2 separate regions of the Homo sapiens genome follow, and region 1 is linked to region 2. A link is an interaction called in ENCODE POLR2A ChIA-PET data of the cell type or tissue named here. Cell type or tissue: Panc1. All regions are shown on one strand. Links, peaks and the distances in the headings refer to the core of each region. The heading gives the core; the rest is flanking DNA.

What was found. ChIA-PET counts read pairs that join two places held together with the same protein. Peaks named below come from ENCODE experiments on the same cell type or tissue, not always from the same donor. Only the 100,000 strongest peaks of a DNase experiment are listed, where the experiment ranks them.
Region 1: POLR2A ChIA-PET joins it to region 2 with 5 read pairs; 2 of 35 experiments call an interaction of 5 or more read pairs at or near these places.

The regions. Positions count from the first base shown.
Region 1 is chrX:47,514,343-47,518,738 of GRCh38, forward strand. No RefSeq gene overlaps it. Among named protein-coding and RNA genes, the nearest start is that of ZNF41, 33 kb to the left of the region's middle. RefSeq lists a silencer at 2,034-2,234. In Panc1, for the core only: no CTCF peak of the experiment used is centred there; a DNase peak (open chromatin) is centred at 2,198.
Region 2 is chrX:47,423,032-47,427,427 of GRCh38, forward strand. No RefSeq gene overlaps it. Among named protein-coding and RNA genes, the nearest start is that of SNORA11C, 37 kb to the left of the region's middle. In Panc1, for the core only: no CTCF peak of the experiment used is centred there; no DNase peak of the experiment used is centred there.

The DNA of each region.
Region 1 (4,396 bases), core at 67-4,066, 91 kb after region 2:
TGGCTAATTTTTGTATTTTTAGTAGAGACGGGGTTTCACCATGTTGGCCAGGCTGGTCTCCAACTCCTGACCTCAGGTGATCTGCCCGCCTCAGTCTCCCAAAGTGCTGAGATTACAGGTGTGAGCCACCATGCCAGGCTGAGCCGAGAGTCTAGCAGTGAGTCTTAACAGGGGGTGGTCTTGCCCCCCACGGGACATTCAGGAATATCTGTAGACGTTTGTTTTGATTTTCACAATGAGGTGCTATCAGCATCTAGTTTGTAGAAGCCAGAGATGCTGCTAAACATCCTACAATGCACAGTCTGCTCCACCCACCACGAAGGAGTTGTTATAGATGTTCAAGAGTCATATATTCTATTTCTTAATAATTATCTCCTAGAGATGCAATCGTTGACATTTCTGGGCTGTGAATCACTGGCCCAGTACACACGCTATAAATCACCTCCATAGAACACCCTGTTTTCTGACTTCCAAAGGCTCCTAATCACTGCTTCACACGCTCAGCAACACTGACCCCAGGATCTGGTGTTGATTAACAAACACTGATCCATAATCACTTCCATCTACTGTCCCCCCAAAACTCACTTACTTCATCCCCAAACCCCTTAATTACAAACACTTAATCACTAAGAAGCATAGATTTCATAAGACTAAGGCCCCACCCAGACCACATGGAACAAAAGCTACCCCACAGGCACCAGTCATATGGCCTCTAACCACTGACCCCTAGAGCACCCATATCCCAGAAGCCCACCAGTCACTATCTTGTAGCTTGGAAGTTGTCACTCCCATCCTCACAAGAAAAAGAGCTGAACAAACGGAAACAAAACAACTCTTCCCAGATTTGTCAGAGAATTGAGGGCACAGGGCAAACTGATGCCCTGAAAAAGTGGAAAGACAGCAATACAGAGAATCACAGCTTATCAGGAGCAGGCATGAGTAGGAAAAGGTAAACCAACAGATCAACTATTGGAGTCTGAGCTGCTCTCAACTACTGGACATGAAGTTCCTCTGTCCCCTCATCCCTGCCAAAACATGGCATGATCCAGCTCTCCAATTTATGGCAGGTGTAATGGGGCAGGTGTAAATAAGTTGATTACATCATGTTTCCTTTTATTTATTTATTTTTTTGAGACGGAGTCTTGCTCTGTTGCCCAGGCTGCAGTGCAGTGGCGCAATCTCGGCTCACTGCAACCTCCACCTCCCTGGTTCAAGGGATTCTTCTGCCTCAGCCTCCCAAGTAGCTGGGATTACAGGCACCCACCACCATGCCCGGCTAATTTTTATATTTTTAGTAGAGACAGGGTTTCACCATGTTGGCCAGGCTGGTCTCGAACTCCTGACCTTAGGTGATCCGCCCGCCTCCCAGGCCCGGTCCAGTGTTTATCTTTTTGTGACTGATTTATTTCACTTAGCATAATGTCCTCAAGGTTGATCCATGTTGTAGCATGCATCAGAATAGCTCCTTTTTAAGGCTGAAGAATATTCCATTGTATGGATAAACCATTTTTTATTTATCTATTCATCCATTGATGGACATTGCTTCCATCTCATGGCTATTGTGGATAATGCTGCTATAAGGCTGGGTGCACTGGCTCATGCCTGTAATCCTAGTAGTTTGGGAGACCAAGGCAGGAGGATTGCTTGAGGCCAGGAGTTTGAGACCCGCCCGGGCAACATAGCGAGACTCAGTCTCTATGAAAAATGAAAGAATTAGTCAAGCGCACTGGTGCATGCCTGTGGTCCCAGCTACTAGGGAAGCTGAGGTTGGAGGATTGCTTGAGCCTGGGAGTTTGAGGCTGCAACGAGCCATGATCATGCTATTGTACTTCAGCCTGGGAAAAAAAACTGCGGCTATGAACATGAGTGTGCAAATATCTCTTCAAGACTCGGCTTTCAATGTTTTTGATATATGCTCAGAGGTGAAATTGATGAATTATATTGTAGATCTATTTTTATTTTTTTGAGGAAGCTCCAAACTGTTTCCTATCAGTTGCACAATTTTACAGTCCCACCAAAAGTGCACCAGAGTTCAAATTTCTCCACATTCTCACCAACACTTGTTATTTTCTGTGGCTTGTCTCCTGCCCCTCCGCAAGCAACAGGAAATACTAGAGACAGAGGCCCAGCCATTGACTAGCACCTTAGTCAATGCCAGGCCCTGACTCATCCCTCCATTTATTCCAGTCACAGTGACAAGATGAAGGAGAAAGGACACATAGGTGTGGAGAACACAGGAAGAGAGGTCCTGACTGGGGAGGACAGTGAGGGGAATTGAATTGGGGGAGCTTCCATTTCTCACCTCTACTCTCTCAGTTTCACTGTGAGACAGAGTAAAACCCTGTCTTAAAAACAAAACAAAACAAAAACAAACAAACAAACAAAAAACAGGCGGGGGCGGGCATGATGGCTCATGCCTGTAATCCCAGAACTTTGGGAGGCCTAGCTGGAAGGATCACTTGAGCCTAGGAGTTCAAAGCCAGCCTGGGTAACATAGTGACACCCTGTCTCTACAAAGAATTAAAAAAATTATCCGAGTGTGGTAGCGTGCACCTGTGGTCCCAGCTACTCAGGAGGCTGAGGCGGGAGGATCGCTTGAGCCCAGGAGGTCAATGCTGCAGTGAGCTGTGATTGTGCCACTGCACTCCATCCTGAGCAACAGAGCAAGGCCTTGTCTCAAATAAATAAATAAATAAAAATTAAAAGAGCTCAAATAAACTGAGACAGAGGTTGAAAAATGGTTACAATGGGTAGGGGTTGGAGGGGAGATGAAGGTCTGAGGATACAAAATAGCAGATACCTACGATGAACAAGTCTGGAGGCCAATGTACAACATGAGGACTAAAGTTGATACAATTGTATTAGGGATTTTTGCTAAATAAGTGGATTTCAGCTGCTCTCCTCACAGAAAGTAACTGTGAGATGATAGATACTATGCTAATCTGCTTCGCTATAGTAATCATTGTACTATCTACATGTATCTAGTCATGTACGTATCCCATGACATTATGTTGCAAACCTCAACTATACACAATAGCATTTATTTAAAAATAAAATAAAAATAGGCTGGGCGCTGTGGCTCATGCCTGTAATTCCACCACTTTGGGAGGTTGAGGTGGACAGATCACTTAAGGCCAGGAGTTCGAGACCAGCCTGGCCAACATGGTGAAACCCCATCTCTACTAAAAATACAAAAATCAGCTGGGCGTGGTGGCGGGCGCCTGTAATCCCAGCTACTTGGGAGGCTGAGGCAGGAGAATTGCTTGAGCCCAGAAAGCAGAGGTTGCAGTGAACCAAGATGGTGCCACTGCACTCCAGCCTGGATGACAAAGTAAGACTCTGTTTCAAAAATAAATAAATAAAAATAAAAATAAAATATACACTTAATTTCAAAGTGTGTGATATACTTTGTAGTCACTTCCAGGCACTGCCTAGGCTAAAAGTCACTTCCACTTGGTTATATTGGACCCAGGATGGTGAGGAATTTGCATTCAGCCCTGACCACGTGCTCCCCACATGGGTGCAGGAGGACAAATTTGTCAGGCAGCACCACTGGATGAAGACTTGGCATCTTCCGGCCCAATGTGGAGACAACTCTGTCTTCATCCTTCTAACTGACTAGGGTAGGAAGAGTGATTTACAGCTCTAGCTACCATAGGCCTGAGACATATCTCATAACAGAGGTGCTGGGAGAGCCGCCTTTTCCCCCCAGAACCCACCTGCCTGCCTGGCCCGGGGACCGTGGGGACCTGGGCTCCCTGGGGGATGGGGCAGAAGTGGCAGTAAAATAAATGGAGCGAGTAGAGGTGAGAAATAGAAGCTCCCCCCATTTGATTCCCCTCACTCTCCTCCCCAGTCAGGACCTCTCTTCCTGTGTTCTCTGCACCTGACGTGTCCCTTCTCTTCCAGCTTGTCAATGTGACCGGAATAAATGGAGGGATGAGTCAGGGCCTGGCATTGATCAAGGAGCTGGGAGGGAGGGTCTGGGCCTCTGTCTCTAGTACTTCCTGTTATTGGCAGCAAGGCGGGAGATAAGTCAGACCCCTGCATTCAGTTGCTAGAGAGGTGGCTGAGAGGAAGTCACTGAAGGGACCAAGAAGTGACATTTGTCATTTTCTCTCCTGCCTCCAGCTTTCTTTGGCTCACATTTCCACCCTATGCCCTAGGCTGCCCTGACATTCAGCCCTGCTGCCCCAGTGCCCTCCAGGACTTGTATCCCCACCCATCCATTGTACAGCAAATTCTGATCCAGAATATATTAGGATGTGAAACCCCATGTGTTCTTGATCTTCGATCTCTAATTGCCATGGTTAAGATAGAAATGACATTCTTGAGGTTCATCTATTTGAGAGAAAGAATCTAATCTACAGCTGACTGTGGCTCTGCCCTTCCCCAT
Region 2 (4,396 bases), core at 232-4,231:
GCCTGTTGGGAAAGACCACATATTGTATAATTCCATTTATATGAAATGTCCAGAGTAGGCAAAACTGGGGAAACAAAAAGTAGATTAGTGGTTGTCTAGGACTCGGGTGGGGGTAGGTGGTAGAAATGGAGTGACTGCTCACAGGTACTGGGTTTCTCTTGGGGGTGATGAAAATATTCTAAAATTCTATTGTGATGGTTGCACAACTCTGAATGTACTAAAGCTAATTTAATTGTGATGTTAAATGGATGAATTGTACTGTACGTGTGTGAATTACATCTCAATAAAGTTTAAAAAATAGGAAATTATAAAAATAAAGATTTGAACTAGGTCAGTATTTTTTAAAGTTGAGTCTTTGTAATATTATCTTTAAGAAAAAAATTTATTTATTTATTTGTTTACTTTTATTTTTAATTTTTGGGATGAAGTCTTGCTCTGTCGCTCAGGCTGGAGTGCAGAGGCGCGATCTCGGCCCACTGCAACCTCCGCCTCCTGGGTTCAAGTGATTCTGTCTCAGCCTCCCTAGTAGCTGGGATTACAGGCACACGCCACCACTCCTTGCTAATTTTTGTATTTTTTTAGTAGAGACGGGGTTTCGCCATGTTGGCTAGGCTGGTCTCCAACTCCTGACCTCAGTTGATCCATCTGCCTCGGCCTCCCAAAGTGCTGGGATTACAGGTGTGAGCCACCACACCCCACCTCATTAAGAAAAAAATTTAGGGCGTGGTGGCTCATGCCTGTAATCCCAGCACTTTGGGAGGCCAAGGTGGGCGGATCACGAGGTCAAGAGATCGAGACCATCCTGGCTAACATGGTGCAACCCCGTCTCTACTAAAAGTACATAATTAGCCGGGTGAAACTCCATCTCAAAAAAAAAAATATAATAATTAGCCAGGCATGGTGGCATATGCCTGTAATCCCAGGTACTCAAGAGGCTGAGGCAGGAGAATCGCTTGAACCCGGGAGGCGGAGGTTGCAGTGAGCCGAGATCACGCCACTGTACTCCAGCCTGGCGACAGAGCGAGACTCCGTCTCAAAAAAAAAAAAAAGAAAAGAAAAAATTTAATTAGTGCCTGCATAAAACTTTAGGGAAAAACATTTCTGTTTCTGCCTTGTCTTAGCTATGTGTCCCTGGGGAAATCATATTTACCGCTCTATGCCTCAGTTTCTGCATCTGTAAAATGGGGATAAAAATAATGCCTAAATCTGAGGGACAATGAAGTCATAAATGTACAGTGCTTAGAATAATGCTAGGCACATATCCAGCTCTCTGTATTAGTTATATTAGTAGTAGTAATGGCAAATATAATTTAATTTATGACTTAGTAGTGATACATTTTAGTAATGGCAACTTATGATATTTGTAGCAATAATTTTATTCACACTGACAAGTTTAACTCAATGATTTTGAGAATCTCTCCCAAAGATGTCACAAATATAATATGTTCATTTGTAATGTTTTCTTTCTTTTTTTTTTTTTTTGAGACAGAGTCTGGCTCTGTCGTCCAGGCTGGAGTGCAGTAGCGCGATCTTGGCTCACTGCAACCTTCACCTCCTGAGTAGCTGGGATTACAGGCATACGCCACCATGCCCGGCTAATTATTGTATTTTTTTTTTTAATTTTTTGAGACAGAGTTTCGCTCTTGTTGCCTAGGCTGGAGTGCAATGGCGCAATCTCGGCTCACTGCAACCTCAGCCTCCTGGGTTCAAGTGATTCTCCTGCCTCAGCCTCCCAAGTAGCTGGGATTACAGGCATGCACCACCACGCCTGGCTGATTTTGTATTTTTAGTAGAGACGGGGTTTCTCCATGTTGGTCAGGCTGGTCTCGAACTCCTGACCTCAGGTGATCCGCCCACTTCAGCCTCCCAAAGTGTTGGGATTACAGGTGTGAGCCACCACGCCTGGCCTAATTTTTGTATTTTTAGTAGAGATGGGGTTTTGCCATGTTGTCCACGTTGGTGTTGGACTCCTGGCCTCAAGTGATCTGCCTGCTTTGGCCTCCCAAAATTCTGGGATTACAGGCGTGAGCCACCAGGCCCGGCCTGTAATGTTTTCATTCTTATTATGATGCTTGTACGCTAATTTTTAGTATGAACATCTCCCCACTGACAAGTAGCGACATTTCAAAGACTTCTGAGCACAGTTTCTCCCGATGATAATGTGCCTGTTTTCACATTCTAAAGTGTTGGGGGTTAGGACTTCAATGCATCTTTTGGGGAGACACAATTCAACCCATAACAGTTCCTCAGTATGCAGTCCTCACTTGATAAATCTCCAGGTTTAAAAATCTCTACTGGGCTGGGCACAGTCTAATGCCACCACTTTGGGAGGCCAAGGTGGGAAGATTGCTTGAGGCGAGGAGTTGGAAACCAGCCTGGGCAATAGGGAGATACCCATCTCTACAAAAAGTAGATAAATAAAGATCTGTACTATTGCCAACTATTGCCAAGACGATAACTTGCAAATCCCTAAGCCCTTGGTAAACAATTCTCTTAAAGAGCCCCCTCTCCTCAGTGTGACATATGTCCTCTTTTACAAATACCCAACTGGCAAATACTAACTGTATTAGTTTTCCTTACCTTTTCTTTTTCTTTCTTTTCTTTTCTTCCTTTTTTTCTCTCTTTCTTTCTTTCTTCTTTCTTTCTCTTTCTTTCCTTCCTTCTTTTTTTTTGAGACAGAGTCTCATTCTGTCACCCAGGCTGGAGTGCGGTGGCACAATCTCAGCTCACTGCCACCTCTGCCTCCCAGGTTCAAGCGATTCTCATGTCTCAGCCTCCCCCGTAGCTGGGATTACAGGTGCGCCACCACGCCTGGCTAATTTTTGTATTTTTAGTAGATATGGGGTTTTGCCATGTTGACCAGGCTGGTCTCAAACTCCTGGCCTCAAGTGATCCGCCCTCCTTGGCCTCCCAAAGTGCTAGGATTACAGGCATAAGCCACCTTGCCTGACCAGCTGTATTAGTTTTCTATTGATGTATAACAAATTACCACAAACTTAGCAGCTTAAAACAATACCCATTTATTATCTCACAGTTCTGTAGGTCAGAAGTCCTGGCAGGTTGTATTGGGTTCTCTCCCTAATGGTCTCACAAGGCCAAGGTCAAAGCATTTGCTACGCTGGACTCTTATCTGGAGGTTCTCAGAAAGGACCCACTTTTAACCTTGTTCAGGTTATTGGCAGACTTCAGCTCCTTGCAGTATGTAGGACTGATGTCCCCATTTCCTCGCTGGCTGTCAGCCAGTGGCTGTTTTCTGCTCCTAGAGGGTGACTGAATTTCTCACCGTGTGGGCCTCTTCATCTTCGAAGCCAGCTAGGACGTGTCAAATGCTTCTCATGTTTCCAATCTCTCTGATTTCCTCTTCTGCCACCAGCAGGAGAAAATTCTGCTTTTATGATGGGCTAATGTGCTTAGATTAGGCTCATCTGAATAGTCTCCCTATTTTAAGGTCAACTGATGAGCAACCTTAGTTATATCTGCAAGATCCCTTTTTTATATAATGTAATATAACCACAAGTGAGATCTCATCATATTCACAGATTCTACCTACAATCAAGGAGTTTATACAGGGGTGAGGGATATGGGGGCACATTCTTAGAATTCTGCCTACTGTGGCCGCTTCTGAGCCTTTCCTTTTCATGAATATCCCACCGACATATCCCCATTGATGACCCCCTGACTGGCAAATCTCCCCTTTCAGAGATATCTACCCATTGGCAAATCTTTCATTCATGAACCTGTTGCGGAAAAAAAAAATCACCCCATTCAAAAACATCTATCAAAATGTCCCATTCATGACCCCTCCTAACAAATCTCCCCATTTAGAAATAAACACATTGACATATCGCCCATAGATGACTTCCACTGAAAACTCTTGTTAATAAACGCCCACTGGCATATTTCTTATTTGTAATTTCTTTGTTTCTTTCTTTCTTTCTTTCGTTCTTTCTCCCTTCCCTCTTCCCTCTTCCCCCTTTCCCCTTCCCCCGTCCCCCTTCCCCCTTCCCTTCCTTTGAGATGCAGTCTCAGTCTGTCACCTAGGCTGGAGTGCAGTGGCGTAATCACAGCTCACTGCAGCCTTGACCTCCCGAACTCAAGTGATCCTCCCGCCTCAGCCTCCTAGTAGAAAACAGGACACAATTGAGAATAATCTATCAATCAATAAACTGACCCAGAGCTGACACAAATGTTAAAATTAGCAGACAAGGATATTAAAAGTTATTGTACCTATTGCATATGCTCACAAAGTTAGTAGAGACATGGGAAATGTTTGTAAAAGACCCAAATCAACTTTATAAGACTTCTACTTCTGGGAAAATGAGGTAGATGCGTTTTTCCCCGTTCCTCCCACTAAGTATAACTAAAAATCCTGGATTGATGTTTCTAAAACAAACAG